Regions from separate parts of the Homo sapiens genome. Here region 1 is linked to region 2. Evidence: chromatin loops called from intact Hi-C (ENCODE). Cell type or tissue: MCF 10A. All regions are shown on one strand. Links, peaks and the distances in the headings refer to the core of each region. The heading gives the core; the rest is flanking DNA. Region 1 overlaps RADIL (Rap associating with DIL domain). Region 2 has its middle 21 kb from the start of LINC02983.

The links. Peaks named below come from ENCODE experiments on the same cell type or tissue, not always from the same donor. Only the 100,000 strongest peaks of a DNase experiment are listed, where the experiment ranks them.
Region 1: a loop joins it to region 2, with 9 times the contacts of the local background. A loop is called at or near these places in 2 of 110 quality-filtered maps.

Annotation. Positions count from the first base shown.
Region 1 is chr7:4,843,613-4,857,908 of GRCh38, forward strand. The region is part of intron 2 of RADIL (Rap associating with DIL domain); the gene reads right to left. It overlaps PAPOLB (poly(A) polymerase beta), which reads right to left. Exons shown (of 1, transcript NM_020144.5): 1 at 14,126-14,296. Among named protein-coding and RNA genes, the nearest start is that of PAPOLB, 11 kb to the right of the region's middle. In MCF 10A, for the core only: a CTCF peak has its summit at 6,058 (motif pointing right); a DNase peak (open chromatin) is centred at 6,059.
Region 2 is chr7:5,441,659-5,457,523 of GRCh38, forward strand. It overlaps a transcript of FBXL18 not described here. Among named protein-coding and RNA genes, the nearest start is that of LINC02983, 21 kb to the left of the region's middle. RefSeq lists enhancers at 4,053-4,885, 9,973-10,678, 14,047-14,547. In MCF 10A, for the core only: a CTCF peak has its summit at 9,194 (motif pointing left); no DNase peak of the experiment used is centred there.

The DNA of each region.
Region 1 (14,296 bases), core at 2,762-10,761, 600 kb before region 2:
TATAGAAACCCTACAAAGGCTGGGTGCGGTGGCTCATGCCTGTAATCCCAGCCCTTTGGGAGGCTGAGGCAGGTGGATCACCTGAGGTCAGGAGTTCAAGAGCAGCCTGGACAACATGGGGAAACCCCGTCTCTACCAAAAATACAAAAATTAGCCAGGCATGGTGGTGGGTACCTGTAATCCCAGCTACTCGGGAGGCTGAGACAAGAGAATTGCTTGAACCCATAAGGCGGAGGTTGCAGTGAGCCGAAATCACGCCACTGCACTCCAGCCTGGGTGACAGAGCGAGACTCCATTTCAAAAAAAAAAAAAAAAAAAAAGCCTTACGAAGGAACTGTGGCTAAACAGGAACATATTAGCCTCATTTTGGGAACCAATTCTGCCATGAGGGAAACAATTCTAGGGAGAATATATACGTAACTTCCTCTTGCCATCAGGAACAAGACAAGGATGCCTGCTGTAACCACTTCTCTTCAAATTTGTACTAGGTCCTAGCCAGTACAACAGGCAGGGAAAAATAGGGGAAAGATACAGGATTGAAAACAAAGAAGTTGCCAGGCGCAGTGGCCAACACCTGTAATCCCAGCACTTTGGAGGCCGAGGCAGGCAGATCACGAAGTCAAGAGATCGAGACCATCCTGGCCAACATGGTAAAACCCTGTCTCTACTAAAAATACAAAAAATTAGCTGAGTGTGGTGGCACGCGCCTGTAGTCCCAGCTACTCGGGAGGCTGAGGCAGGAGAATTGCTTGAACCCGAGAGGCAGAGGTTGCAGTGAGCTGAGATCGCACCACTGCACTCCAGCCTGGCAACAGAGTGAGACTCCATCTAAAAAAAACAAGAAAAGAAAAGAAAGAAGTTCAATTATCATTATTTTGCAGACAATGTGATTGTGTATGTAGGAAATGCAAAAGAATCTATGGAAAAATTATTATAATTAACAAGTGAATTTAGCAAGGTGACTAGACATGGTGAATAAGCAAAATTCAGGCTGTTTTGTTTTGTTTTTGAGAGAGGGTCTTGCTCTGTCACCCAGGCTGGAGTGCAATGGCACGATCACAGCTCACTGCAGCCTCCACCTAACTGGGCTCAAGCAATCCTTCTGCCTCAGCCTCCCAAGTAGCTGGGACTACATGTGCACACCACCACGCCCAGCTAATTTTGTATTTTTTATAGAGACAGGGTCTCACTATTCTGCCCAGGCTGGCCGCAAACTCCTGTGCTCAGGCAATCCTCCCGCCTCAGTCTCCCAAAGTGCTGGGATTACAGGTATGAGCCACTGCACCTGGCCAGTAATATATTTAAAGATCAGAAGCAAATCATGTTGGATTCATGACCCAGGAGTCAACCACATGTGGCCCCTGAGTGCTAGGACTGAGGAAAGGGACCGAATTAAGAAACGAGGGGTGTTAGAATTTGACCTACGTAGGAAAAAAAAAAGGAAGAAAGAAGCGAGAGGTGTCCTGTATATGAAAATTATATTTACAGAATACTTTAGAAACCTAACCTAAAGAAAGCTAATGTAGGCTGGGCATGGTGGTTCATGCCTGTAATCCCAGCACTTTGGGAGGCTGAGGCGGGAGGATCACTTGAAGCCAGGAGTTTGGGAGCAGACTAGGCAACACAGCAAGACCCCAAATCCACAAAAATAAAAAGATGAACCAGATGTGGTGGGACACGTCTTAGTCCCAGCTACTCAGGAGGTGGAAGCAGGAGTACCACTTGAACCCAGGAGATGGAGGCTGCAGTGAGCTATGATTGTGCCACTGGGCTCCAGCCTGGGTGACAGAGCAAGACCTCATCTCTAATAAATGAAGTCAGAAAATGAAGGCATATTCTGAGAAAACACCAGAATCCCATCTCTAATCGATCAATAAATGAAGTAAATGAATGCATACACTAAGAAAACACCAGAATGAAAAGCACCAAAGCGTTGAAAATGATTCTCTCCGGGAGGTGACCTGACAGGTGATTTCTCCTCCTTTCTCTATACTTTCACTTACTTTCCAAATTTTCGGCAAAATGAGAGGTTCCATTTTTTTAGACGGGGAAGAAATTATTTTTTTACATACTCTAGGGTATTATTTCCATGATGAAACTTGGACCGCCTCACACTAATTAGAGTCTTACTCAGGGAACAACAATCGCGCTCTCTGAAAAGCAACTGAAAACCTAATTAAGATAATGGGTAACTGAGGAGATAAAATGCTTAAGCCATTTGTTAGGCAGACACAGATGGAGACAGAGCTCTCCGGGGCTGTGCCGAGGAGAGAGCAGCGTGGCGTAACCGAGAACTTCCTCCAGCCGAAACCAGGGGCTGTAGCCAGTTACCCCGGGAAGCTGTGAGCCCTTCGTTAGAGAGGGTCACGGTGACCAGCGAAGCACAGTCCTGCTCACCGCGTCCAGCATGGCGCTGGGCACGCCACCAACAGCGACAGCCCTATGGAGGGCGCTGTTTCATCTCAGGCACCACTGCTTATTTGTCTCTTTTGTTCCAGAGCTACAATCTTCTTTTTTTTTTTTTTTTTTTTTTAAAGAGACGGAGTCTCGCTCTGTCACCAGGCTGGAGTGCAGTGGTGCGATCTTGGCTCACTGCAACCTCCGACTCACTGCAACCTCCGACTCCCTGGTTCAAGCGATTCTCCTGCCTCAGCCTCCTGAGTAGCTGGAATTACGGGTGCCTGCCTCCATGCCCAGCTAATTTTTATATTTTTAGGAGAGACGGGGTTTCACCATGTTGTCCAGTGTGGTCTCGATCTCCTGACCTCGTGAGCCACCCGCCTCAGCCTCCCAAAGTGCTGGGATTACAGGCGTGAGCCACCGCGCCCGGCCCTATTGCTTTTTTAAGTATCTTGAGTTTTAACTTTGGTGGGGGAGTCTTTCCTTGCCATCTAGAAAATGATTCCAACTCCCTTCCCTCCCCTGCATCTGTCTTTTTTTTTTTTTTTTTGAGACGAAGTCTTGCTCTTGTTGCCCAGGCTGGAGTGCAGTGGTGCTGTCTCAGCTCACTGCAACGTCCGCCTTCCAGGTTCAAGCGATTCTCCTGCCTCAGCCTCCCAAGTAGCTGGGATTACAGGTGTGTGCCACCATGCCTGGCTAATTTTCGTATTTTTAGTAGAGATGGGGTTTCACCATGTTGGCCAGGCTGGCCTCAAAACTCCTGACCTCAGGTGATCCACCCACCTCAGCCTCCCGAACTGCTGGGATTATAGGCATGAGCCACCGTGCCCAGCCACAACCACATTTTTTAATGGACAAGGATTTGAATAAACATTTCTTCAAAGAATAAATATACATGGCCAATAAGTACAGTAAAATACAATAAAAAATGCTCAACATCATTAGTCATTTGGGAAATGCAGAGGAAAACCAAAATAAGATACCACTTCACACCCACTACCATGGTTATAATAAAAAAGGTAAACAGGCCAGGCATGGTGGCTTACACCTGTAATCCCAGCACTTTGGGAGGCCAAGGTGGGTGGATCACTTGAGGTCAGGAGTTCAAGACCAGCCTGTCCAAGATGGTAAAACCCCGTCTCTACTAAAGATACAAAAATTCCCTGGGTGTGGTAGCAAGTGCCTGTAATCCCAGCTGCTCATGAGGCTGAGGCAGGAGAATCGCTTGAACCCAGGAGGCAGAGGTTGTAGTGAGCCAAGATGACGCCAATGCACTGCAACTGGGCAACAGAGCAAGACTCCGTCTCACCAAACAACAACAACAAAAAAGTTAAACAATATCAAGAGTGCAGAAAGACTGGACCCCTCATACACGATTGCTGGAAAGTAAGATGGTGCAGCCATTGTGGAGAACAGCTTGTCGGTTTGTTAAAATGTTACACATGAATTTACCTGTGACTCATAAGTTCAACTCCTAGGTATATGCCCAAGAGAAGTAAAAAATACACGTCCACGCAAATGCTTATGCACAAATGTTCACAGCAGCATTATCCAGAATAGTCAACAAGGGAGAAATAATCCAAATGTCCATCAACGGGTGAACAGATGAACAAAATCTATCCATACGATAGGCTACTGTTTAGCAATGAAAAGGAACAAAATACTGATGATACCTCTTACAACATGGATGAGCCTCAAAAATATGCTACGTGAAAAAAGCTAGATGCAAAAAAAAAAAAAAAAAAAAAAAAAAACACACAGGTATGACTCTATATATACGAAATATCTGGAAAAAGCAAATGTATAGAGCCAGAAAACTGATCAGGGGCTGCCTGGGTCTGGGGGTGGGACCGGCTGACTGCTAATAGACACAAAGGATCTTTTGGTGATGAAAACGTGCCGGCCGGGTGCAGTGGCTCTCGCCTGTAATCCCAGCACTTAGGGAGGCCGCAGCAGGCGGATCGCTTGAGCTCAGGAGTTCGAGACCAGCCTGGGTGACATGGTGAAACCCTGTCTCTACCAAAAATACAAAAATTAGTCAGGCATGGTGGCACACATCTGTAGTCCCAGCTAACTCGGGAGGCTGAATCGGGAGGACTGCTTGAACCTGGGAGATGGTGGAGGTTGCAGTGAGCTGAGATCACACCACTGCACTCCAGCCTGGGTGACTGCACAGACTGGGTGACTGAGTGAGACCCCGTCTCAAAAAAAAAAAAAAATTGCTAAGACTGGACTGTGATGATGATGATCACACAACTTTGTAAATTTACTAAAAATTCATTCAATTGTATACTAAAAACAGGTAATTTTATGGTATAAAAATACCTCTTATAATAAAAGTTTTTTAAAAAAAAAACCCAGCAAAGACATTTCTTTACGTCATAAGCCCCCAGTCCAACAGAGACAAGGAAGATAGCTCCAAGAAGCTGAAATTGATAAGATATCGAATATATCTGAACATCTTAAAAGAGGGAAGACAACAGAGTGTTAAGGGAATGCGGAAATAATGAAAAGTAGCAAGGAAAAGAATGGACAAGCAAGAAGGACAATAATTAACTACAAAGAAAAATAAAAGTTGGACAGGAAGGAAAAACAATATTTGTATAGACCCATCTTTAGTTGTGAAAAGCTATACATGATCATAAAAAGGTAAACCCTGATTATTAATTTAAAAAAAAACATGGCTCTATTGAGAAGATCGGGCAATAGGAATTGGAAATTTGGAGAGGCGGGTGGTGAAAAGACCTAAGTTCTCATTTTCCACTGAAGGAAGTCACTAGAAAATGTCTGAAATTTTTAAAAACCAAGACATAGTAGGATACGTTTGTTAAAGATAGGGAATTAGGCCGGGCATGGTGGCTCACACCTGTAATCCCAGCACTTTGGGAGGCCGAGGCGGGCAGATCACCTGAGGTCAGGAGTTTGAGACTAGCCTGACCAACATGGAGAAACCTCATCTCTAATGAAAATACAAAATTAGCCGGGCGTGGTGGCATATGCCTGTAATCCCAGCTACTCGAGAGACTGAAGCAGGAGAATCGTTTGAACCTGGGAGGCAGAGGTTGTGGTGAGCCGAGATCGTGCCATTGCACTCCAGCCTGGGCAACAAGAGGGAAATTCTGTCTCAAAAAAAAAAAAAAAAAGGGAATTAAAAGCCAGAAAGAAAGAGTTCACAGTTGAAAGTGGTTATGGGGAGTTCAAAACTGGGAAGAAGGAACGGCTATGGCAGAGAACTGCTGTTTTGCTTTTAATCGGTAATGAGAAACTATTGCTTTAACTGTGCACATATATATATAACTTTGGTGAAAATAAGTAAAAATATTTAAGTGTACATAGTTTTCATTCTACTGCAAGAATGAATTAATGAATGAATGAACGTTGATGGGATCAATTCCATCAACTCCTAAACACACTTGTTTATCTTCTAACATCTCTGGAACTGGAAGGCATCCTGTATTCTGTGGAATGTCGGCCAGGCTGCAGCTGTGAGGCTACAGCTTGGTTTTTGTTGCCTGGGGCAAGGTTCTGAAACATTTCAGTTCATTCAGGACCATCCAAGGCATGAACATGCCTTCCAGCTGTTATCTGCAACAAACCTGCAGACCGAATGGCAGGTGGCTTGGAAGAATGTACTAGAGACAGCAGGGGGTGCCACATCACCAATCCTCTTGAGGACAAAGAAAATGATACTGTGTGGGGAGTGTGGACAGGGACGGCTCTCATTTGAAAAGACTTAGAATCTTAATTCATTTCACTCCTGCATACCTTTCTGCGTACGCACAAAACGAACACAGATCACAATCTGTGTTGAAATAAATCTTTAGCTACAATACAGCTTAAGTACAAAAATAAAAATCCTAGGTAATAAGAAAGTATTATGTCCTAGTTTAATTGTATTTTTTATGGTGGTTAACACTGGTGATCTTACTACTGATAACATCTTTTCTTGGTGAAATATAGTATATGTAGGAATGTATGTTGCAAAATTGTTCCTAACAATCCCCAAATACATAGAGTGTTTCGTCTACACCAAGGAATATTCCATAACCATTAAGATGAATGAATTGGAGGTATAACACACGATGTATTTTCCAGAGAGGATCTGGTATGAAAAATACAGAAAACTAAGTATATGATTCCCTCATTGTTTTCTTTTTATTTTTTTCTTCATTCCTTTTACCCACACTACACAGACGATCCCTTTAAAAAAAAAAAAAAAAAAAAAACCTTTGACAGAAAGAACCCTGTATGTATGTATATACATGTGTAAGAAGTCCCCTGCAGAATAATATAAGCACAGAAAAAGCATGGAAGGTCACTATGGTGGGCAGAATTCTAAGATGGCTCCATGGTCTCTGCCCCCTGGGCTCACTCTGTGATTATGCTGCATGGCAGAAGAGATTCTGCAGATATAATTAAGGTTGTCTATCAGCTGACCTTGAGATATGGAGGTTATTTGCTGGGCCGAACCTAATTACGTGTGCTCCTTCAAAGCCCAGAGTTCTCTCCAGCTGGTCACGGAAGAGAAGTCAGAGAGGTTTGAGGTGTGAGACGTGTGTGATGCCAGGGCAGCTCTCCAGGGCATCACGGGGCAACCTGACAACAGTCACTGGGAGCTGAGAGTGGTCCACGGCTGTGAGCCAGAGAGAGACAAGGGGAGAGATGCAGAGACTTCAGTCCTAAAACCACAAGGAATTGAACTCTGCCAACAACCTTGTGAGTCTGAAAGAGGCCCCTGAGCTCCAGAAAGGAACGCAGCCCAGCCGATACCTTGAGTGCAGCCGTGTGAGACCTGGGCAGAGGGTCCAGCTCTCCCGTGCCCAGACTCCTGACTTGTGGAAAACGTAAGTTAAATAGTATAGTTTTAAGCTGCACTTGTAGTTGCAAGCAATAGAAAACAAGTTCAGGGCCGAGTGTGGTGGCTCACACCTGGAATCCCAGCACTTTGGGAGGCCAAGGCAGGTGGATCATCCGAGGTCAGGAGTTCAAGACCAGCCTTGCCAACATGGTGAAACCCCATCTCTACTAAAAATGCAAGAAAAAGTAGCCGGGCATGGTGGCACACACCCGTAATCCCAGCTACTTAGGAGGCTGAGGCAGGAGAATCACTTGAATGTGGGAGGTGGAAGTTGCAGTGAGCCGAGCTCATGCCATTGCCTGGGTGACAAGAGCAAAACTCCGTCTCAAAAAAAAAAAAGAAAAAAAGAAAAGAAAAGAAAAGTTCGGATTTTAGGGCCAGGAAATGGGGTGCTACTGTAACAAATACCTAAAATGTGAAGGTGCTTTGGTAACCAGGCAATAGGTGGAGGCTAGAAGGACTCTGAGAAGCAGGATGGGGAAAGTCTAGATTCCCTTGAACAGGCTACTAGGAAATGTGCACAGTAAAGACATTGCTTCTTTCTCAGAATAAAGTGAGAACTTTCCTAAATCACCTCAGAGAAAGGCAAAATTGCTGCAAACAGCAGAAACCTAGATGGCTCACAAGACTGCCAGCGAAGGCTCAGAAGGAAGCGAGGGGCATGTTACTGGAAACTGGAGGAAGGAGGGTTCTTGTGATGTGAGGGCAGGGAGCTCACTGAATATGTCATCCTGCAATTGCTGGAAACAGAATTTGCAAATGGTGAACCTGAAGAGATGGCTGAGGAGGTTTCCAAGCAGAGTGTAGAAGGTGCTGCCTGGTTTCTTCTTGCTGCTTATGGTTAAGAGGCAACAGGAGAGAGAGAAATTAAAGAACTGTTCAGCAAAAAAAGAACCAGGACTGGACAAGTTTGAAAATGCGCAGCCTTCCCAGATGACAAGAGATGCCAAAAGTCAGAAATGGCTTCTGATGAGAGGCACAGAGGAAAAACCAAGTGTGGGTCTGGACAACCCTTTGCTGAAACCCAGGAAGACCAAAAGGTCAGGGTACCTGGCCACATAAATGACTCAGTAGAGTCAGGGTGTTCCTCATATATTTTTCTTAGTCAAAACAGAGGACCTCAAGGAAGTTCAAGAGCACTGTCCCTCCACCATCTCACCAGAAGCTGAAAGTAGAGAAGGGATTATCTCAGAGACATTTATGGATGTGGCTTCTGTCTACTGGAGTGAATTCTCAGGAAATCCTCATCCGGCCCACAGGCTCTTCAGAAAATTATACCAGCAGAAACACTGGCTGGCCTAGACTGAAGGGAACAGAGACACTGAAAAATGAAGGGGGTGGCTACAGACAGGAAGTGGCTGATAGACATGCTACCGTCCATGCAGAGGGAAAGATGACTCAGAGGATGAAGCCAAGATCCCAGAGGGTGGCACCAAGAGGACAGAGGGCAGAGCTGAGAGACTACCCCAGGCCTTGGAACGGAACAAAAGAACTTCCACTGGAATTTGCCTCACTAGAGTTCAAAAATGCTTTGGGCCAGGCCAGTGGCACCTTTTTACCTTCCGTTTCCTCCTATTATTTATTTATGTATTTATTGAGACAGGGTCTAGCTCTGTTGCCCAGGCTGGAGTGCAGTGGCATGTTCAAAGCTCACTGCAACCTCAGACTCCTAGGTTCAAGCAATCCTCCCATCTAAGCCTCCTGAGTAGCTGGGAACACAGGTGTGTGACACCATGCCTGACTAATTTTTTATTTTTTGTAGAGATGGGGGTCTTGCTATGTTGCCCACATAGCACAGAGTGGCTGGGATTACAGGCATGTGCCACCACACCCTGATAATTTTTGTGTTTTTGGTAGAGATGGGGTTTCACCATATTGGCCAGGCTGGTCTCAAACTCCTGACCTCATGTGATCCACCTGCCTCGGCCTCCCAAAGTGCTGGGATTACAGGCGTGAGCCACCGCGCCTGGCCCATTTCCCTCACTTTTGAACCAGAGTGATTGTTACCCTATGCCTGTCCCACCCTTGCAAGTTGGGAGGGCTGGGGCAGATATTTGTGTCTTTAGTGTTACAGGTCCACAGATGGAAAGAAATAGCGCCCCAAGAGTGGTACTTAATGGATTATACCCAGACGCCCCATTCACACCTGATTTAGATTAAGATGATGAGATTTTAGACTTGAAGTGATACTATAAGAGGATGAGACTGGGGGACCTTGAGATGGGGTGAGTGTATTTTGCATGTGGGTGTAGCTATGGATCACTGGAGGCCAGAGGGCAGGCTGTGGCAGCCAGAATTCTAAGATGACCCCCAGTGACCCCTGCTTTGCATAACCCGCCCTCCAACCTTGAGCGTGAGTGGGAACTGTTCGTGTCATTTCAAGATTATGTTTTGTTGTATGACAAAAGAGATATTTGCAGATATGTAAATAAGTTTTCTCATCAGTTCACTTTGGGTTAATCAAAAGGGAGATTATCCAGGTGGGCCTCACCTAAACACATGGGCCTTTTAAATAGCAGAAAGGAAGTCAAATACTCAAAGAATGATGGAGATTCCATGTGCCACTGCTGACTTTAAGATGCTGGGGGTAGGCCGGGCATGTTGGCTCACACCCGTAATCCCAGCACTTTGGGAGGCCAGGGCGGGCAGATGACCTGAGGTCAGGAGTTTGAGACCAGCCTGACCAACATGGAGAAACCCCGTCTCTACTAAAAATACAAAATTAGCCAGGCATAGTGGTGGGTGCCTGTAATCCCAGCTACTTGGGAGGCTGAGGCAGGAGAATCGCTTGAACCTGGGAGGCAGAGGTTGTGGTGAGCCGAGATCACGCCACTGCACTCCAGCCTGGGCAACAACAGTGAAACTCTGTCTCAAAAAAAAAAAAAAAAAAATACGCTGGGTGTACATGGAAAGTTATTTGGAAGTGATTTTGAACTTCTAAATATATGTGTGTTGTGAAAGAGAAGACTATCATTGCCATTTACTAGACATTCTCTCCTTCCTCTTAATAGCATAAGCCCTAAGCTATTGGTGAGGTGATGTACCCAGCTAAGAAAAGAGACATTTTCCTGTCTCCCTTGCAGGTAGGCACAGCCATGTGACTACGGTGCAGTCAGTGAAAGATGAGGGGATGCCGCTGTTGGGACTTCTCCGAAAGCTCCATAGGTGGGCAGTTTGCAGGTACACCTTTGCCATTCCCCGTCTTCCTTCTTTCTTCCTGCCTTAAATGAAGATGTGATGGCAGGGGCCCCATTAACCATCCTGCACCTTGAGGTAACCCTGAAGATAGAAGGCATGAACTAGAATGATGGGGCCGAAAGTAGAAAAAGCCTGGTCCCTGGTGACCAGGAAAGCCACCGTTACCAGCCCCGAACTTACTGTTAGGTGAAAGAAAGCTGTATTGTGCCCAAGCTACTCTGACCTGGCCAAATGCAATTCCAAACTGATGAGGGGGCATTAGGTGGGGTTTTCTGTTTGCTTTTGTTTCTGGGGAGGGTGGTGTTTGGTTTTTGTCATTGTTGATAAAGAGGTTACCACTTTGGGCCGGGCGCGGTGGCTCACGCCTGTAATCCCAGCACGTTGGGAGGCCGAGGCAGGCAGATCACCTGAGGTCAGGAGTTCAAGACCAGCCTGGCCAATATGGTGAAATCCTGTCTCTACTAAAAATACAAAAATTAGCTGGGTATGTTGGCGGGCGCCTGTAATCCCAGCTACTCGGAAGACTGAGACAGGAGAATTACTTGAACCCGGGAGGCAAAGGTTGCAGTGAGCCGAGATGGCGCCACCGCACTCCACCCTGGGCGACAGAGCGAGACTCCGTATCAAAACAAACAAACAAACAAAAACAAAAAGATACCACTTTGGTATTGGTTGTTTAATTATATTTCACACATATGAAAGCATTTGTAACTTAGACTAATAACAAAATAAACACCATTTCATCCACCACCCAACCTAAAAAGAATGCACTAGTTCCAGAGTCACATCAACCCTCCCAAGCACATCTTCCTGCCTGTCCCCACCTCTCACCCCACCAAAGGGAATCACTTTCCTGGATTCCGTGTTTAACATGGCCTTTTTTCATTTATAGTTACACCACACATTTTTGGAACCCTAAATTACACTGCTCTACTTTGCTTATTTTGAAACCTTATGTAAATGGTATCACACTGTGTGCATTTTTGTGCTTTTCCCTCAACATGATGACACACAGCTAACACTGACGCAGGCAGCTACGGTCTAATTTCACAACTTTATGGTATTTATTGCATGAATATGCCACCATCCAGCCATTCCCTCATTGATGGATATGTGGATTGTTTGGAACTTTCGGCTACTACAAAACGTTGACATAAACACTCTCATACTCATTTTCAAATGCTTCCTGACTTTTCTACCACCACGAGAAATACCAGAGAAAATTATGGTAGTTAAATGGCACACTGGAGGTAAACTAGAAGGTGTGTAGAGTTCTGGACACGGCTGTGGTCCCACAGACTCTGGTCACCCCAAAGACTAAGGGGATCAGTAAGATGAAGTACATCAGTGTCCCACAGCATGAGGGTGAAGACCTACGAGGAGACTAATTGGAACGCAGAGTGTGGGCCCGTCAACTGTGCTAGATAAGACCAAGCTGCTTCCCAAAGGGGCCAAAACAATTTGCACCATGTTCTCACTGGCACCGCGTTCGAGTTTCCGTTGCTCCTCATCCTCACCATACCTAGACACTGTTAGACTTTTTTATTTTTGTAAAAAAAAAAAAAAAAAAAAAAAAAAAGAAATGCCTCTCTGGTCTCATATTGTATTTTCCTTGTTACTACTGAGATTGGGCATCTTTTCATGTTTATTGGCCGTTCCTAGCTCCTCTTCCGTGAAGTGCTTATGCGCTTCTTTGGCCCATTTTTTAAACTGGGTTGTTGGGGATTTTATTGTTTTCGATTTTTGAGACAGAGTCTTGCTCTGTCGCTCAGGTTGGAGTGCAGTGGCCTGATCTCAGCTCACTGACACCTCCGTCTCCTGGGTTCAAGTGATTCTCATGCCTCAGCTTCCCAAGCAGCTAGGATTACAGGTGCGCATCACCATGCCCAGCGAATTTTTGTATTTTTAGTAGAGAAAAATACAAAAGGTGGAGTTTCACCACATTGGCCAGGCTGGAATCAAACTCCTGGCCTCAAGTGATCCGCTCGCCTCGGCCTCCCAAAATGCTTGGCTTACAAGCATGAACCACTGAATCCAGCTTTTTTTTTTTAGACAGACTCTCACCGTCACCCAGGCTGGAGCGCAGTGGCTTGATCTCAGCTCACTGCAACCTTCACCTCCTGGGTTCAAGCGATTCTCCTGCATCGGCCTCCTGGGACTGACAGGTACATGCTGGGACTACAGGTACATGCCACCACACCCAGCTAATTTTTGTATTTTTAGTAGAGATGGGTTTTTGCCATGTTGCCCAGGCTGATCTCGAACTCCTGGTCTCAAGCGATCCACCCGCCTCGACCTCCCAAAGTGCTGGGATTACAGGCATGAGCTACCGCACCCGGCCTGTTGATCTTTAAAACAGACTTTTTCCTTTGTCACCCTTAATATATTCTGGATAGTAATCATTTGTCAGTTTTATCTTATCACAAAATCTTCTCCCAGCTTAGGGCCTGTTTTTCAGTTTTTTACTTTTCACGGTTCATTATCTGATGAACAAAATCTCTTAATTGTACCAATCTCTTCTTTCATGACTTGAGCTTTTTTGTGTCTTCTTTATGCTGTTACTTAATTTCTAACTTACTGTTCTGTGGTGAGAGAACATGTCCTATAAATCAGATACTTTGAAGTATGTTAAATATTACTTTTGATATAGCAAGAGGTTAATTTTTGTACATGCCCAATGCTTATTTGAGAATAACATGCATTTTCCAATTGTGGGGTGGAAGGTTCTATAATAAACATTCACCAGATCATTCATGGCAAACAATGGCTGATAGGGATGGGTGAGAAATCCGGCCCTGGCCATCTGTTTACATATTGTCTATGACTGATTGCCCTCTACAAAGGCAGAGTTAAGTAGCTGTGACAGAGACCGGATGGCTTCACAAAGCTGAAAATATTTACTATCTGGTCCTTAATGCGAAAAGTCCACCAGCCACTACACCGGACTGTGTTCAAAAACTGTTTCCCTTCTATTTTTATCTGCTTGATATCAATTAATGAAAGGCTGTTTTGAAATCTTCTATGATAATGACACATTTAACAATTTCTGTTCATCTTTGTTATTTTATGTTGAGGCTGAGTTATTAGGTGCAGACAAGTTTTAAATCATTAAATGTTCCTGATGCTGTAGGACTTCTATCATTAATGCATGGTGCTCTTGCCCTTAATAATTATTTTTGCTCTGACACCTACTTGAATAATGTTGTTATTATCCCAGCTTCTTTTCATTAGCGTGCCTTTTTTCCATTCTTTTATTTTGGTTGTGTCTCTTTTAAGTAAAACAGCATACAGTTGGACTTGGTTTTCCCGTGGAATCTGACCATCTCTGCCTTTTTTAATCAGGAAGTTTGGTCCATTTATTGTAGTGACAGTTATACTTGGTTTCATTTCCATGACCATAGATCGTGTTTTCTTTTTACTCTATTTTTTTGTATGCTTTCCCCCTTTCTTTCCTGCCTTCTTCTGGATTCAGCTTAACTTCATTTTTTACTTTTACTTACTTGAAATTTTAACCTTTTCATGTTTCCCTAAACATTACTACGTTCTAGACTTAGTAAGATCGAAAGGTTCATCAGTGACTCTACCCTCCTTCAGAACAATGTAAGTACATCTGAATTCATATCTTAGATTTAAATCGTACTATTGTCCAGTATTTTAGTTTCACTTTGCTTGTTTGCCATTTATTTTTATTGCATTTTTAATGGAGAAATAAGTCATCTGTTTTCAAAACAGTGCTTGAATATACCAGGAGTACAGATACCATAAAACAAAGCAAACTCCACTCACTAGGTACATCACATGAAAAAATGGTCTGACATTCAGGTAATAAAAATTAGAAAT
Region 2 (15,865 bases), core at 4,823-12,822:
TCCCCCAGGGTTGCTACCAACACTGGCCGACCCTCCACCAGGTCTCCCTACCCCAGCCCAGCCTCTCCTTCCTCTGCCACCCCCCTCCCTGCCCCCACAGCCAAAGCTTGGGCAGCACTGGTCCCCGGCACATCCCACGTCCCGGCCTCCTGGAACTCCCTTCCTGCCATTGCCTCTTCCTGGAAAACCCTTCCCGTCGCCCACCCTGACTTCTCTTGTCATCCCGAAAGGCCCAGCATGAGGGACACCTCCCCAGAGAAGCCCTCCCTGGGTTGGGCAGGTAAGACCCTCTCCCGCGGGCTCTGGGCAGCTGTGCTCTGCTGTGTGATCTGTCAGGCAGCAGCTGTCATAGGCGACTGCCTGCAAGTGGCCTGGGGCCAACATCTGCCTAAGGGTTTCCCATCCCAGCTCAGCCCCCAGCTTGCAGTGTGACCCAGAGTGGACCCCCAGCTCCTCTGAACCCCATTTCCTCCCCACAGACAGAGCGCCTCCCAGCCTGCCAGGGAAATTTGGGAAGACAGGAAAACATGTTCAGCACAGGGTCTGGCTTGGAAAACAGCAGCCACCATGACTCGGCTGATGCTAAAGGCTTGCTTCCTTTTTTTTCTTTCTTTTCTTCCTTTTTATTATTACTATTTTTAGAGACAGGGTCTCCCTCTGTCACCCAGGCTGGAGTATAGTGGTGCAATCATAGCTCACTGCAGCCTCAACCTCCCGGGCTCAAGCCATCCTCCTGTCTCATCCTCCTGAGTAGCTGGGACTACAGGCATGCACCGCCACACCCAACTAATTTTTGATCTTTTTATAGAGACAAGGTCTCGATACTCCTGGCCTCAAACAATCCTCCGGCCCAAGCCTCCCAAGCAGCTGGGACTACAGACACCTGCTATCACACCGGGCTAATTTTTTTATTTTTAGTAGAGATGGATTTTCACCATGTTGACCAAACTGGTCTCAAACTCCTGGGCTCAAGATCTGCCAGCTTCAGCCTCCCAAAGTGCTGGATTACAGGCCTGAGCCACTGCACCCGGCCTATTTTACCATCATTTTTTAAATGAAAAATAAAAGGGAGGGGGATCTTTGGGGATCTGCGTGGGTACTTTGCTCCGCTGCCACAGTGATGTCCCCACGGCCCCGCAGTCCAACTGCGTCCCATGCAAAGTATCACTGGCAACCATAGCCTCGTACCTGAGCTGCCTCTGTTCCAGGGACACGTTCCGGAGCTGACACCCCTCCTCACCACCCGCCCTCGAGTCATGCTGCGCCACTGCCTCTGCCCCCCAGGATGCCCCGAGAGGGCACCTTCGACCTTCACTCCTGGGTGGGCCACATGGGTGTGGAGGCCAGACTGGCTTCACCCCTGCAGCGATCCGTCCACCTGGAGAGGGCACCTTGTGCGGTTTAATTTGGTTGCCATCATCCTGGAACCAGGCTGTCCCTGGAGACCTAATCCCTTCTGGGGATTTAAAAGAATCAAACTTGCCAAGGAAGACGTGAGCTTCTGGCCCCAGGCTCTGCCAGCTTCCCATTTTAATTGGGACCATTTTTAGCCCTCACCGGGAGGCTTCCGAAAACCCCCCAGGCATCTCCCTCGGGGCCCACAGGGGTGACGTGTGCCCACCCTATACCAGGAGCTCCCTACCCTCATCTCGGAGCCCCCAGCACCCACACCAGCTGCCCCTTCTATGGGTGGGGCTTTCAGCTCTAGAAGTAAAAGGGAGTTGCCCAAGGCAGACCTGAGCTCAGAGCCTGTGTCCTTGAGGGGCCCTTGGTGGGCAGCAGGTCCCCCTCCTCCCACCCAGAGCCCCCCCCTTCCATCCGGAAGTGTTGCCTACCACCGAGGCTACAAAACCCACATGCCAGTCCCTACTCAATGCCCCTAGGACCGACCGACCCGGCGTGCCCGGGAATGCCCCAGTTTTCTCACTGAACACCTTCCATCCAGGCACCCTCTCATCCCTGGGACGGTGGGTCACCCAGCCACCCACAGATAAGCACGGTAGGGGGTTGGAGGGTGTCCCCCGAAAAGACATGTCCACTGGAACCTCAGATAGGCTCTCACTGGGAATAACGGACTCTGCAGATGGAATTAAGGTAAGGCTCTCGAGATAAGCGTGCCTGATTAGAGTGAGCCCTAAATCCAATGACTCCCGTCCTTAAGAGACACAGAGCGCACTCCCACGTAACGAGTGCCTGACGGCCGGGACAGAGACTGCAGAGAAGCAGCAACGGGCCCAGGAGCGCCAAGCGTGGCCCGCAGCCACCAGAGGCTGGAGAGAGGCCTGGGAAGGATTCTCCGTGAGAGACTAGAGAAGGAGCCAACCCTGCCTGCACCTTGATCTGGGACTTCTGGCCTCCAGAGCTGTAAGACAATAGGTTTCTGCTGCTGAAGCCACCCAGCGTGTGGGCATTTGTAACCGCGGCACTAGGGAATGAACACAGTAGGTGGGCCAGGCACAGTGACTCACACCTGTAACCCCAGCACTTTGGGAGGCCGAGACAGGAGGATCACTTGAAGCCAGGAGTTCAAGACCAGCCTAGGCAACACGGCGAGACCCCATTTCTACATAATATTGAAAAATTAGCCAGGTGTGGTGGTGCACACCTGTAGTCCCAGCTACTCTGGAGGATGAGGTGGGAGGAGCACTGGAGCTCAGGAGTTGGAGACCAGCTTGGGCAACATAGCAAGACCCCTTCTTTACAAAATATTTAAAAACTAGCTGGGTGTGGTGGCATGCACCTGCAATCCCAGCTACTGAGGAGGCTCAGGCAGGAGGATCTCTTGAGCCTTGGAGTTCAAGGCTGCAGTGAGCCTTGATTGTGCCACTGTACTCCAGTCTGGGAGACACAGTGAGACCCTGTCTTTAAAAAAAAAAAAGGCCGGGCACGGTGGCTCACGCCTGTAATCCCAGCACTTTGGGAGGCCGAGGCAGGCAGATCACAAGGTCAGGAGATCGAGACCATCCTGGCTAACATGGTGAAACCCCGTCTCTACTAAAAATACAAAAAAATTAGCTGGGCGTGGTGGCGGGCACCTATAGTCCCGCTACTCAGGAGGCTGAGGCAGGAGAATGGCGTGAACCCAGGAGGCGGACCTTGCAGTGGGCCGAGATCGCGCCACTGCACTCCAGGCTGGGCGACAGAGCAAGACTCGGTCTCAAAAAAGAAAAAAAAAATGCTGGGCACATTGGCTCACGCCTGTAATTCCAGCACTTTGGGAGGCTGAGGCGGGTGCATCACTTGAGGTCAGGAGTTTGAGACAGCTTGGCCAACATGGTGAAACCCTGTCTCTGCTAAAAATACAAAAATTTGGCTAGGCACGGTGGCTCATGCTCGTAATCCCAGCACTATGGAAGGCCGAGGCAGGCAGATCATTTGAGGTCAGTAGCTCAAGACCAGCCTGGCCAACATGGTGAAACCCCATCTCTACTAAAAGTAAAAAAATTAGCTGGGCATGGTGGTGGACGCCTGTAATCCCAGCTACTTGGGAGGCTGAGGCAGAAGAATCGCTTGAACTCGGGAGGCAGCGGCTGCAGTGAGCCAAGATCACACCATTGCACTCCACCCTGGGTGACAGAGCGAGGTTCCATCTCAAAAAACAAAAACAAAAATTACCCAGGCGTGATGGCAGACACCTTTAGTCCCAGCTACTCGGGAGGCTGAGGCAGGAGAATCTCTTGAACCCGGGAGATGGAGGCTTCAGTGAGCCGAGATTGTGCCATTGCACTCCAGCCTGGGCGACAGAGCAACAGAGGGAGACTCCTTCTCAAAACAAAAACAACAACAACAACAACAAATAGTTGCATGTCAATTTTCCCATTGCAGGGGGTTGGATGATGTTCCCCCAAAACTTCCTGTCCACCTGTGACCTCAGAATGTGACCTTATTTGGAAACAGGATCTTTGCAGGTGTCATTGGTTAAGTATCTCAAGAGGAGATCATCCTGGGCTTAGGATGGGCCCTAAATCCAGTGACCGGTGTCCTTCCAAGAAAAGGAGGGGCGCCGGGCGGGCTGGTTCACACCTGTAATCCCACCGCTTTGGGAGGCCAAGGCGGGCGGATCATGAGGTCAGGAGATCGAGACCATCCTGGCTAACATGGTGAAACCCCGTCTCTACTAAAAACACAAAAAATTAGCCAGGCGTGGTGGCGGGTGCCTGTAGTCCCAGCTACTCGGGAGGCTGAGGCAGGAGAATCACTTGAACCTGGGAGGTGGAGGTTGCAGTGAGCTGAGATCATTCCATTGCACTCCAGCCTAGGTGACAGAGAGAAACTCCATCTCAAAAAAAAAACAAAGAAAAAAGAAAAGAAAAGGAGGGGACACAGGCACAGAGAAGGCCATGTGACGACGGAGACAGATGGGAGCGATGCAGCTACAGGCCTGGGAACACCGAGGATTTCTGGAGCCTCGGGAAGCTGCAGGGAGGGCTGGAACGGAGCCTCCCCGACGGCCTCCAGAAGCAGCCAGCCCTGCCCACACCTTGAGTTCGGACTGCTGGCCTCCAGCACTGTGCAAGAGCAAACTCCTGTCATTAGAAGCAACCTAGGCTGTGGCCACCCGCCCATCTCCCTAGGAGGTCTGGCTGCTCTTGGATACCCGGAGCCTCCTACCTCAGCTTGCTGGGCACTGACCTTGAGCGTTGCTCCCTCGACCTGCAGTGCTCCCTGCAGCGCCCCACCCCATGGGGGACACAGGAGGGGACTCTCAGAGCCGTCCCCCCGACAGGCCGAGGCTCCTCCCAGGAGAGGACCCCACTGCCCCGCCAGCACTGGACACTGGACACTGTTTTCCATAAACATTTCTTTGAACTGAATTTCATTCTTCTCACCCAAGAAATCTCTGGAAAACAATGCTGAGGCCAGGGTGGAGTGCCGGGGAGAGGGGATGTTTTAATGGTTTGTGGAGGGTTTTCTGTTTTGTTTTGTTTGTTTTTTTCTGGCATTGTCTCTCTCTTCTGATTTCCCTGTAACTGACAGGGAGGAAATGGATTCTGAAAATGGGTTCCTTCCCACCCCTGGGGGCTCTGAGATCAAAGTGTGGTGGGGCCGGGTGGACAGGACTTGGTGCTCCGAGGTGGGGTCCTTCCTGATTCCCTCCCACCTTCTCCACCATGCCCCCCTTTACCCAACGGGGCCTGGCCAGGAAGGGGCATACCAGGGGGCTATTCTGGGGGACAGGTCTCCAGGGCACCTGCCCTGCGTGCCCACCCAGTGAGGGGTTCCTGGCCCAGAGTTGCCCCCTCAGCATATCCCAGGGGGCTGGTGACCCTGTAGGCCCCTCCACTTTGCTAAAGAGGATACAGGGAGGGTTGGTGGCCCAGAACTCACGAACCACTGCTGACCAGGAATGGCCAAGGGAGGCCCACACAGAACACCCAATCCCACAGCCACCTGCTCTAGTACCACTTGGGGCCTCTCCAGCCACTGGCCTGGCTGCATTTGCTCTCCAAAACTGCCACTTTCTTTTAGTTTTTAAGGGACAGGCTCTTGCTCTGTCACTGAGGCTGGAGTCCAGTGGCACAATCATAGCTCACTGCAGCCTCAAACTCCCGGGCTCAAGCGATTCTCCCACCTCAGCCTCCTGAGTAGCTGGGACCACAGGCACACGCTACCACATTGGGTGTTTGGATGGATGAGTAGATGGGTGGATGGGTGGGTGGGTGGGTAGGTGGATCGGTGGGTGAATGAGTAGATGGGTGAGTGGATGGATGGATGGATGGATGAGTGTGTGGATGGATGGATGGATGGATGGATGGAGAAGTGGATAGATGAGTGAATGGATAGGTGGATGGGTGGGTAGATGGATGGACAGGTGGGTGGGTGGGTGGGTAGGTGAACGGAAGAGTGGGTGGATGGGTGAATGGATGGATGGATAGATAGATAGATAGATAGATAGATAGATAAACAGACAGACAGATAGGCTAATGGATGGATGAATTCGTGCTTTCTGTCCCTTGACCTGGTCTACAAGCCACTTCCCCAGCTAGACAAAGAGAGCTTAGAACCCCATCCCTGCCAGGAAACAGACAAAAGCTGTCGGGGTCTTTTTTCTCTCTCTCAGCCTTACCTGGGACACACAGAGCTTTACGGTGGGGCCTTGTTCCAGTTGCTGCAGGCTGCCATTCCTGAAGGTCGGGGGACAAGCTGCCTCTTCAACCCCAGCTCTGCTGGGGGCTCCTCAGCGGCTGGGGGAGTTGTGGGTGGGGCAGGAGACCTGGCGAGAAGCTCACGGGTACCCTCACCCACCTCATCCCGCCCTGTGCCCAGCCCTGACCCCAGCCCTCCCTCTTTGTACCTCACCCCGTGGAAGGAAACACACTGAAGGTGGGGAGGGGTGGGCCAGAGCCTCAGACTCCTAAGACAAAGGGAGAAAAATGGACCGAAGAGAGGCAGGGGGTAGACGCAGGCACTGCCTTTTTTCTTTTGTAGACAGGGTCTCACTCTTGTTCAGGCTGGAGTGCAGGGCGCCATCATAGCTCACCACAGCCTCCAACTACTGGGCTCAAGTGATCCTGCCTCAGCCTCCAAAGTAGCTGGGACGACAGGCATGCATCACCATGCTTGGCCAATTTTTGTATTTTTTGTACAGATGGGGTCTCACTCTGTTGCCCAGGCTGATCTTGAACTCCTGGCCTCCAGTGATCCTCCTCAGCCTCCCAAATCTTGGGGATTACAGGCATGAGCCACCACCCCCAGCCTTATTTCCTGACATTTCTATGGTAAAATTGATTGCTTTTATAATCAGAAAAAATATACAGTGAGACTTAAAGACACGGTCTGTAACCTTGAGAGGCCAAAACAGCCCGCAGAGGGACAGGCGACTGGCCATTTTGATGCTAGGGCCCCAGGCACGAAGCAGGCAAGTCCCCCCTCCCCACTTTGGCCGGCGAGACTTTGAAAAGAAAGCTGGACGTGCAGGAGCAGGGGTTGGGAAGGGGAATTCCAGGAAGGGGCCTGGGACTGGGGCCCTGGAACCATGGTGGCCCCCCAGGCCAGATCCACCCCTGGACAGGTGCAAGGACTCTGGGAGCGGCCCCAAGGATCCAAATACCTTCCTCAGCAGCCCCTTTAATTTGCTTTCTGCAGAAAGTAAGCTAATGCCGGCAGCGGAGACTTCATTTAGGAGAAGAGCAGGCCTCGGCATATCCCTAGCATTGGCAGCATTCCTGGGAGGAGAGGAGGGGAAGGCTGGGGAGGGGAGGGAGACTGGGCTAGAGGGAGCCCGCAGATTCACCTAATTCCAGGGTGGAATTGCTCGCCAGCCACCGTGCCCTCCATCATTCTCCAGAGGCCCCACCTAGTTTCCTCATTCATCAGTCACCAGGCCTTGTCCTATGGCCCAGCCGGGGGGAGATGTCAAGGCCAGGGACCCCTCTGAGGCTCAGAGAGGGGTGCGTAGCAGGAGCAGTAAAGCCAGGACTGGGCACGGTGGCTCACACCTGTGATCCCAGCACTTAGAGAGACAGAGGCAGGAGGATCGCTTGAAGCCAGGAGTTCAAGACCAACATGGTGAGACCTCTGTCTCTGCCAAAAAAAAAAAAAAAGTACATATATATACACACGTATATATATATACGTGTGTATATATATACGTGTATATATATACGTGTGTATATATATACGTGTATATATATACGTGTGTATATATATACGTGTATATATATACGTGTGTATATATATACGTGTATATATATACGTGTGTATATATATACGTGTATATATATACGTGTGTATATATATACGTGTATATATATACGTGTGTATATATATACGTGTATATATATACGTGTATATATATACGTGTGTATATATGTATATATATACAAATTTTTTAAAAGCCAGGACCTGCCTGGCCCAAGCTTCCTCCCTGGGGCCTCAGTAGATGGTTCTAGACAGTGGAATTCGTGTTCTAGGCCTGGGGCTCTGACCTCAGAGGCCCTGTCAGGAGATTCAAACCAAGAAGTGAAATGCAGTGAAATTCAGACTTGTGCCTCTGTATACGCCGCGGACACGTGTGTGCAAAGGCGTGTGCATGTGCGTGTGCCTTGCTTCCTGGGTCAAAGTGGCTTCTGATCCAGAGATACTTTGAAGTTCCTTTTTTTTTTTTTTTTTTTTTTAGAGAGAGGGTCTTGCTCTGTCACCCAGGCTGGAGTGCAGTGGCGCGATCACAGCTCACTGCAGCCTCAAACTCCTAGATTCAGGCAATCCTCCTGCCTCAGCCTCGCAAGTAGCTGGGATCGAAAGCGTGCGTCACCACACCTGGCTAATTTTTAAATTTTTTCTAGAGACAGAGTCTGGCTATGTTGCCCAGGCTGGTCTTGAACTCCTGGCCTGAAGCAACCTTCTGCCTCAGCCTCCCAGGTATCTGGGACTGCAGATGTGCACCACCATCCCCAGCTAATTTTTAAATTTTTTCTAGAGATAGAGTCTGGCTATGTTGCACAGGCTAGTCCTGAACTCCTGGCCTCAAGCAGTCTTCCCACCTTGGCCTCCCAAAAAGCTGGGTTTAGGCGAGGCACGGTGGCTCACGCCTGTAATCCCAGCACTTTGGGAGGCCAAGGCAGGCAGATCACTTGAGGTCAGGAGTTTGGGGCCAGCCTGGCCAACATGGTGAAACCCTGTCTCTACTAAAAATACAAAAAATAGCCAGGCATGGTGGTGTGCGCCTGTAATCCCAGCTACTCGGGAGGCTGAGGTAGGAGAATTGCTTGAACCTGGGAGGCGGAGGTTGCAGTGAGCCAAGATCGTGCCACTGTACTCTAGCCTGGGCGACAGAGCGAGCCTCCGTCTCAAAAAAATAAAACAAAATAAAAGGTTGGGTTTATAGGCATGAGCCACTGCACCTGGCCACTTCTAAGTCTTACTGGTTCCCTGCTCTGGGCAAGGCCTGGGCACAATTTTACAGACGGGGAAAATGAGGCCCAGGATCCCACGGTGGTAGAACCGGCTTCTCACAGGCCTGCCGACTGGAAACTCCTCACAGGGTTCCCCCTGAGCCAACATCCCCCTCCCGTGATCCCAACCAGAGCTCCTTGCTGTCCTGGGCTGTGTCCCCAATGGCGGGGCTGTGTCTCCGGCTCCTGGCCTAGGTGGCTCTGAGGGCACCTCTCTGGGCCTGGTCTGGCTGGAGGGGGCCCCAGGAGAGGGTCCCACAGGCGCCCCCCACCAGTCCGCGCCTGCTCCTTCCAGATTCTGCAGGCTCTGGTGACACCTGCTGGCCACGCATCCCATCACCATAGCAACCCAGGCTGGGCCTCTCAGCCCCCAGCAAGGCTGGGATGGGTGGGTTCACCCAGGCTGGAGGGTGGGGGGTGTGGAGGCACTGGGGGCGGAGCACACCCGCCTGACCCACCATCTTCTTTCCTCATGGGAAACTCTCAGCCCCAGGAAACTCCTGTGCCCGGCTTAGGTCCCCTCCTACTCTCTCCCCTTCTCCTGTCCAACGGCTCCGAGAGCTTGGAGTTCTCACCCAGCCCCCAGTCAGTGACTCCAGCTGAGACATCACCTCCCCGCAGGCCTTCAAGGTTCCCATCTCAGACACAACGACTCCACCCCCACTGTGTGGGGCCCCAGGCCTCAGCTCAGAGGGGCCCCACCTCCCGCCACCCCCCTCCAGCTCCTCTGGGTCCCTCTGCTCAGTCCCCCTGGCCTGTGTCCACTTCACCCCAAGTCCTTCACCATGCCCTGAACGGAGCCTATCTCCCGTCACCCGGACAGTCACCTGTCACCTTGGCGCTGTCACAGCTCAGCCCCATCCCCAGCTTCTCTGTGGCCCCCACAGACTCAGCAGGCTTTCGCAGACACACAGACACCTGTCCTGCCCGCGCTGTGCCTCAGGGAGAGGCGCAGGTCCCACCAAGCTGCACTGCCAGCCCCATAAACGGCCCTGCGGTTCCCACCCGGGGGCTCTGCACCTGCGGCTCCCTCCCCAGAATGCTTTTTCCAGCTTCCTCAGTCTTGCTAACAGTGATTCAGCCAAGCCTTCCAGAACATTCCGCCGGCTGTGACCTCCCCAAACCCTGCTCTGTGTTCCTCACACTGTCATGGCCTGGGGACTGTCCCATCCCAGCCAGGCCTCCTCCGTGGTGCTGCCATGATTTCAGGATCCCCACGTGTCCAGGGCTGAGCCCAGGGCCGACCTAGGAGGTGTCTGCTGCCCTGATCCTCTTGACCCTCCCACTCCAGGCCCCAGTCCCACCCCAGGAGGGTCCTCCCCATCCCCACTCTCCCCTCCTCCCAGGGTCTGCAGGGAGCAGCTGGGCCACCACTTTGCCCAGAGGCAGTCCTGGGGCACAACCTGAGCCCACGTACCCAGCGTGGCACAGCCAGGGACGCAGTGCACAGGAGAGGGCTTAAGGGACCTCCCTGGAGACCCCCAAGTGGCTCCTCGAGTGACGGGGGCTGGTCATGGACGTTGAACCACCTGGAGGGAGGCTGTGTGGAGAGGCCGAGCTCAAGAGACAGAGCCTTGGTCCTCCTGCCTGCCCCAGGGTGGCCTGTGGTCCTGGGCTGGCCACCACCTCTCGGGGCCTCAGTCTCCCCATCTGCACTGGAGCGGGTGGGCACACTTGACCCCATGGCTTGGCAATGCCTGGCCACACTGCAGGGGCCGAGGGGGTGGCCAGCCCTGCCCCTGATGCCCACCACACCCTAGGGACGGCTCAGAGCCCAGCCGCTCCTGGGGGCCTGGTCTATGCCTGTCCCTGGCCCCACACCCCGCAGTCTGGTGGCAGCTGCTGCACCCGCACCTGGAATGTCCCTGAAATCCCCAAACCTCAGCTGACCCCATGGGGGAAAGAGGGCTGGAACCTGCCCCCCTCTCCTCCCCTCCAAGGTGCAGACCCACCCTGTCCCCACACAGAGGGCACACTGAGTGCCCTGCCCCGCCCCGCTCTGCCCAGAGAGGCCGGAACATCAGGGGAGCTTGGGCCAGTCTGGCCACGCCTTGGAAATAGTGGCCACGCATCAGCCCGGGGAGGCCCCAGGCCTGGTCAGCCTCCAGGTCCTGCCCGCCAGGCTCAGCTTCCCGGCCCTCCCGCCTCCTCTCCCCGCTCCGGTTAATCTGTCAGTTCCATCTGTCTCTGTCTTGTTTGTCTCTCTATCTCTGTCTCAGTCTGTCTCGATCTCTGTCTCTGCCTTGCTATCTCTGTCTCCATCTGCCTCTCTCTCTGTCTCTGCCTATTTGTCTGTCTCTGTCTCTCCATCTCTCTCTCTCTTTATTTTTAAAATTTTCTTTTATATAGAGACAGAGTCTTGCTGTGTTGCCCAGGCTGGTCTTCAACTCCTGGGCTCCAGTGATCCTCCAGCCTTGGGCTCCCTAAGTGCTGGGATTACAGGTGTGAACCACCGTGCCCAGCCAAGAAACATCTCTAAACCCCTCTCTTCCTCCCAGCAGTGACTGTGAAGGGCACTGGGGACAAATCCCTTTTTGAAAGGATCTTCTGGATGATGTCATGGATTTGGGCCTCTTCCTGCTGGGGGTCACTGGGTGGTACTTCTTGGCCATCCAGCCAATAGCAACAGGCCAGCATGTGATGACGTCACTGTCACCCCCACTGTCTCCTCGGGTTCCAAGGAGCAAGAGGCTTGCACCATTCCTCTCTAATCTGAGATGGATTTTGTGGGTTTGCGTGGGGGGAAGGTTTTGTTTTTTTTTTTTTTAGCAAGAATCTTCTTAAGCCATACACCCATCTCATTAGGATTAGTTTTGTTAATCTATAGATCCACTTATTCGGCCGCACGCCAGCCTCCGAGTGTCCCAAACACGAAGTCAAAGGGTGAGCAGAGCACCTCGGGCCGGCCCTCCTCCCCTGGGAGGATCCACCTCTCCCATGGGACAGGGACAGCTACGACTTTCGGCGGCTCCCTTCTAGGCACTGTTCCAAGCATCTCATGGACTGTTCTGTGTCTCCTCCCAAAGGAGGAGGGGGAAACTGAGGCCTCAGGAAAGGGGCAGCTTGCACAGAGCCATACAGCCGGGGCCTCAGATAAATGTGATTGCTCCAGATCCCTACCAGCACAAGTCAGGCAAATCTGTACATTCAATGTTAGCAAAGTTTGGTTGGTTGGTTGGTTGTTTTTTAGAGAGAGGGTCTCACTGTGTTGCCCAGGCTAGTCTTGAACTCGAGCTCAAGTGATCCTCCTGCCTCAGCCTCCAAAGTGCTGGGATTACAGGCATGAGCCACTGCTACTGGCCTGCAAAGTTTTTGTTTGTTTGGTTTGAGAGTCTTGCTTTGTCACCCAGGCTGGAGAACAGTGGCACAATCATGATTCACTGCAGCCTCCACTTCCTGGGCTCAAGCGATCCTTCTGCCTCAGCCTCCCAAGTAGCTGGGACTGCAGGCATGCACCACTACACCCGGCTAATTTATTTATTTATTTATTTTTTTTGAGACGGAGTTTTGCTCTTTTGCCCAGGCTGGAGTGCAGTGGCACAATCTCAGCTCACTGCAACCTCTGCCTTCCAGGTTCAAGCGATTCTCCTGCCTCAGCCTCCTGAGTAGCTGGGATTACAGGTGCCTGCCACCAAACCTGGCTAATTTTTGTATTACTATTAAAGATGGGGTTTCACCGTGTTGGCCAGGCTGGTCTCGAACTCCTGACCTCATGATCCACCTGCCTCCGCCTCCCAAAGTGCTGGGATTACTGGTGTGAGCCACGGTGCCGAGCCACATCCGGCTAATTTTTTAAGATTTCTGATTATTGTAGAGATGGGGTCTCACTATGTTGCCCTGGCTGGTCTTGAACTCTTCCTGGCCACAAGTGATCCTCCTGCCTCGGCTGTTTTATTCTTATTTTATAGAAAAGAATAACTTAAAAAGAAAGTGTTATTTTTTTTTTCTCACGTGAGTAAATGATCTTGTGCATCCACTCCAGAGGCCACTGGATTAGTATCAGTTTGATGTCTTGTTACCCATCCAGACTGATTTCTGAGAAGCAGGAGGAAAGAAATGAGTTCCTCAATGAGTGAAAAGAAAGAACCTCATTTTACAGATGGGGCCCTGAGTGAGGCTCAGAGAGGTTCAGGAAGCTGCCCCAGGGCACACAGCGAGGGAGCAACAGAGCCTGGGAGCCGAGGACAGGGACACCCTCCAGCCTGCAGGGCCCCATCAGCACCCAGGTTGCAGAGTGGGGACTCACGGAGGAGAAGGCGTCCCCAGGGCATAAGACGCCTCCCCCACTGCCCATCAGCGCAGATGGCCACCCGAGCTGCCAGTGAGAGAGGACGCGCTGCTTGGCTAAGCCGCTGTTGTTTGGGATTTTCTATCTCTCGAATCCTAAAGGGTAGAGTTTGCTTACCAATGCCGCCCTCACCCCTACAGTTGGGGAAACCAGAGCCTGGAGGGTGGTGCTCTAAGAGTGATCCCAGTCACACTGGCACTCCGAGTGCCACCTTCCACGCCGTCACTTTAGGAGTTTGCTGTGAGGTTAGCCTCATCAGCAAACTCGAGGCTGGCTTCCTATCCTCTTGCTCAGGGAGCAACCCTGGCACTACTGGGGAGGACTCTTGGGGATTATCTTGAGAGCACTCTCAGAGGAGCACTCCAAGGAGTACTCTTTGGGAGCATATCTGGGGAGCACTCTTGGGGGGGAACATATCTGGGGAGCAGTATCGGGAGCACCTGCAGGGAGTATTCTCGGGCATATGCTTGGGTAGCACTCTCAAGGAGCACTCAGGGCACATACTTGAACATTCTCAGGCCACATACTTGGGGAGCACCCTCAGGGAAGTACTCTAGGGAGTACTCTTGGGGAGCCTATCTGGGGAGTAGCATCAAGGAGCACTCTCGTGGGAGCACTACCTTAGTCTCCTTGCTCGCCACTGGCTTCACTGGCGTCAGAAGCAATTCCACAAGCCCAGCCCCTCCTGTCCTCCCTGATTCCCCACAGGACAGTGCCATCCCCTCGGTGGGAATGGGCTCCTATTATGGGTTTGCATTCCCATGGCGCCAAGTCGGTCCTGAGAAGATCCTCCGGGATTGCTGACCATCCACTTCCCCGCAGGGGGGCTCAAACCCAGGCTGTGAATTCGGGGAAGTGGGAAACAGAACTTTTTGGATGTCCCTAGATGGTGCCTCCCCCCCACCCCCACTACACACACACAAACACACACACACACACACACACACCACTTCCATGGCGCCAGGAGAGAGTTTGGTCCTTCAGCAAGATCACACTCTTCTCCATATGACCCCAGCCAATGAGCGGGCGAGACCTGGCCATCTCTGCCCCATGCGGGACTCTCTCATGGGCCGTGCTGGCTCCAGCATCGCAGTCTAACAGCTCCCTGCCGCATTTCGTTCCCTCTGTGCTCCTTCCCCAGTGTCACTCCTCCTTCAAACCCCAAGAACCCGTTTGCCCTCCGCAGTCCTTCTCAGCATCTGCTTCCTGAACGACCCAACCTCCGTTCTGCACTGGCCCGGTCACCCCACCGAAACTGGCAACTCCTGCTCCCACCTAACGTCATCATGGGACCTAAAAGCAGACCAGTCCCCACTGCTGTCCTCCCCGAGGCTCAGCTCTGCCCAGGAACCCGCTGCCTGCTCCCATCCCTGGTCCTTTAGGCCCATGGCATCTGCTCTCTCGGGACAGTGCTCCCCCTGCACCAGTCAGCCTGCCCTGGGCTCTCAGGAGGCAAAGCCAGCCATCCCTCAGTTTCCACTTCACCCCTTCCCAAGGCAGTGAGCTTGGGGGCAGCTCGAATCAGTGGGAGGACAAACCAAGGGGGATCTCAAACTCATCACGATGTGCTCGCACAGAAACCCCTCATCTCACGCGGTCAATTACAAACCCTGGGAAGTGGGGACAGGCGAGGCCCAAGGGGCCCTGAGAGCAGGGAGGCAGAGCCTGAGGGCAGATTCTCTGAATCCTGAAGAATAAGCAGAAGCAGCAAACTCAGCAAGGTGGGGGGGCTCCAGGCAGAGGGAACAGCTTGTGCAAAGGCCCTGGGGCAGGCCAAGGGCAGAGAACTTAAGGTATGGAAAAAAAAAAAAAAAGGCATGGAAAGGAGGCCAGCATGGCTAGGAGCAGAGAACAGAGAAGGGAGGTTGGGAGGTGAGAAGGGATGGCCCTGGGTGCTGAGACTCAGAACAGAATGGGCCAGTCCCCTTTTTTTGTTTGTTTGAGACAGAGTCTTGTTCTGTCATCCAGGTTGGAGTGCAGTGGTGCAATCTCGGCTCACTGCAACCTCCATCTCCTTGGTTCAAGTGATTCTCCCACCTCAGCCTCCCAAGTAGCTGGGATTACAGGTGCACGCCACCATGCCTAGCTAATTTTTGTGTTTTTAGTAGAGATTGAAATTCACCATGTTGGCCAGGCTGGTCTCAAACTCCTGTCCTCAAGTGATCCACCTGCCTTGGCATCCCAAAGTGCTGGGATTACAGACGTGAGCCACTGCACCTGGCCTAGGGCTGTCCCCTCTAAGAACACACAGACTTGTGGGTGATGGTCAGAGGACAGCTCAGATGAGCTCAGCTCAGGTCAGTTCCACAGGAGTCACTATACTACATTTTACAAAGGGATTGGGGGGACTCTGTGAGCACCACAAAATTCGATCTGTCCCATTCTGTGGCAGCTGTGTGGTGTGGGTGCCACAGAATGGGTGACTACTCTAAGCAAATCAAGGTGCTCTCATTCCCCTGGTCAGAGCAATTGGTTCAGTAGTAGGAATAAACAAGGAATCCCACAGCCCAGCTGGCTGGCAGCTATCCTAAACTGAGTCCTTAGAGATGTAAGCTGCTGGATCAAGCTCGACCTGAAGCCTACCCTACCACTGCACATTTTCCATCACACCAAATTCCCTGCATTGTGAAGCTGTTTCGAGCTAGGTTTTTTATTATTTGCTACCAAACACATCCTGCAACAG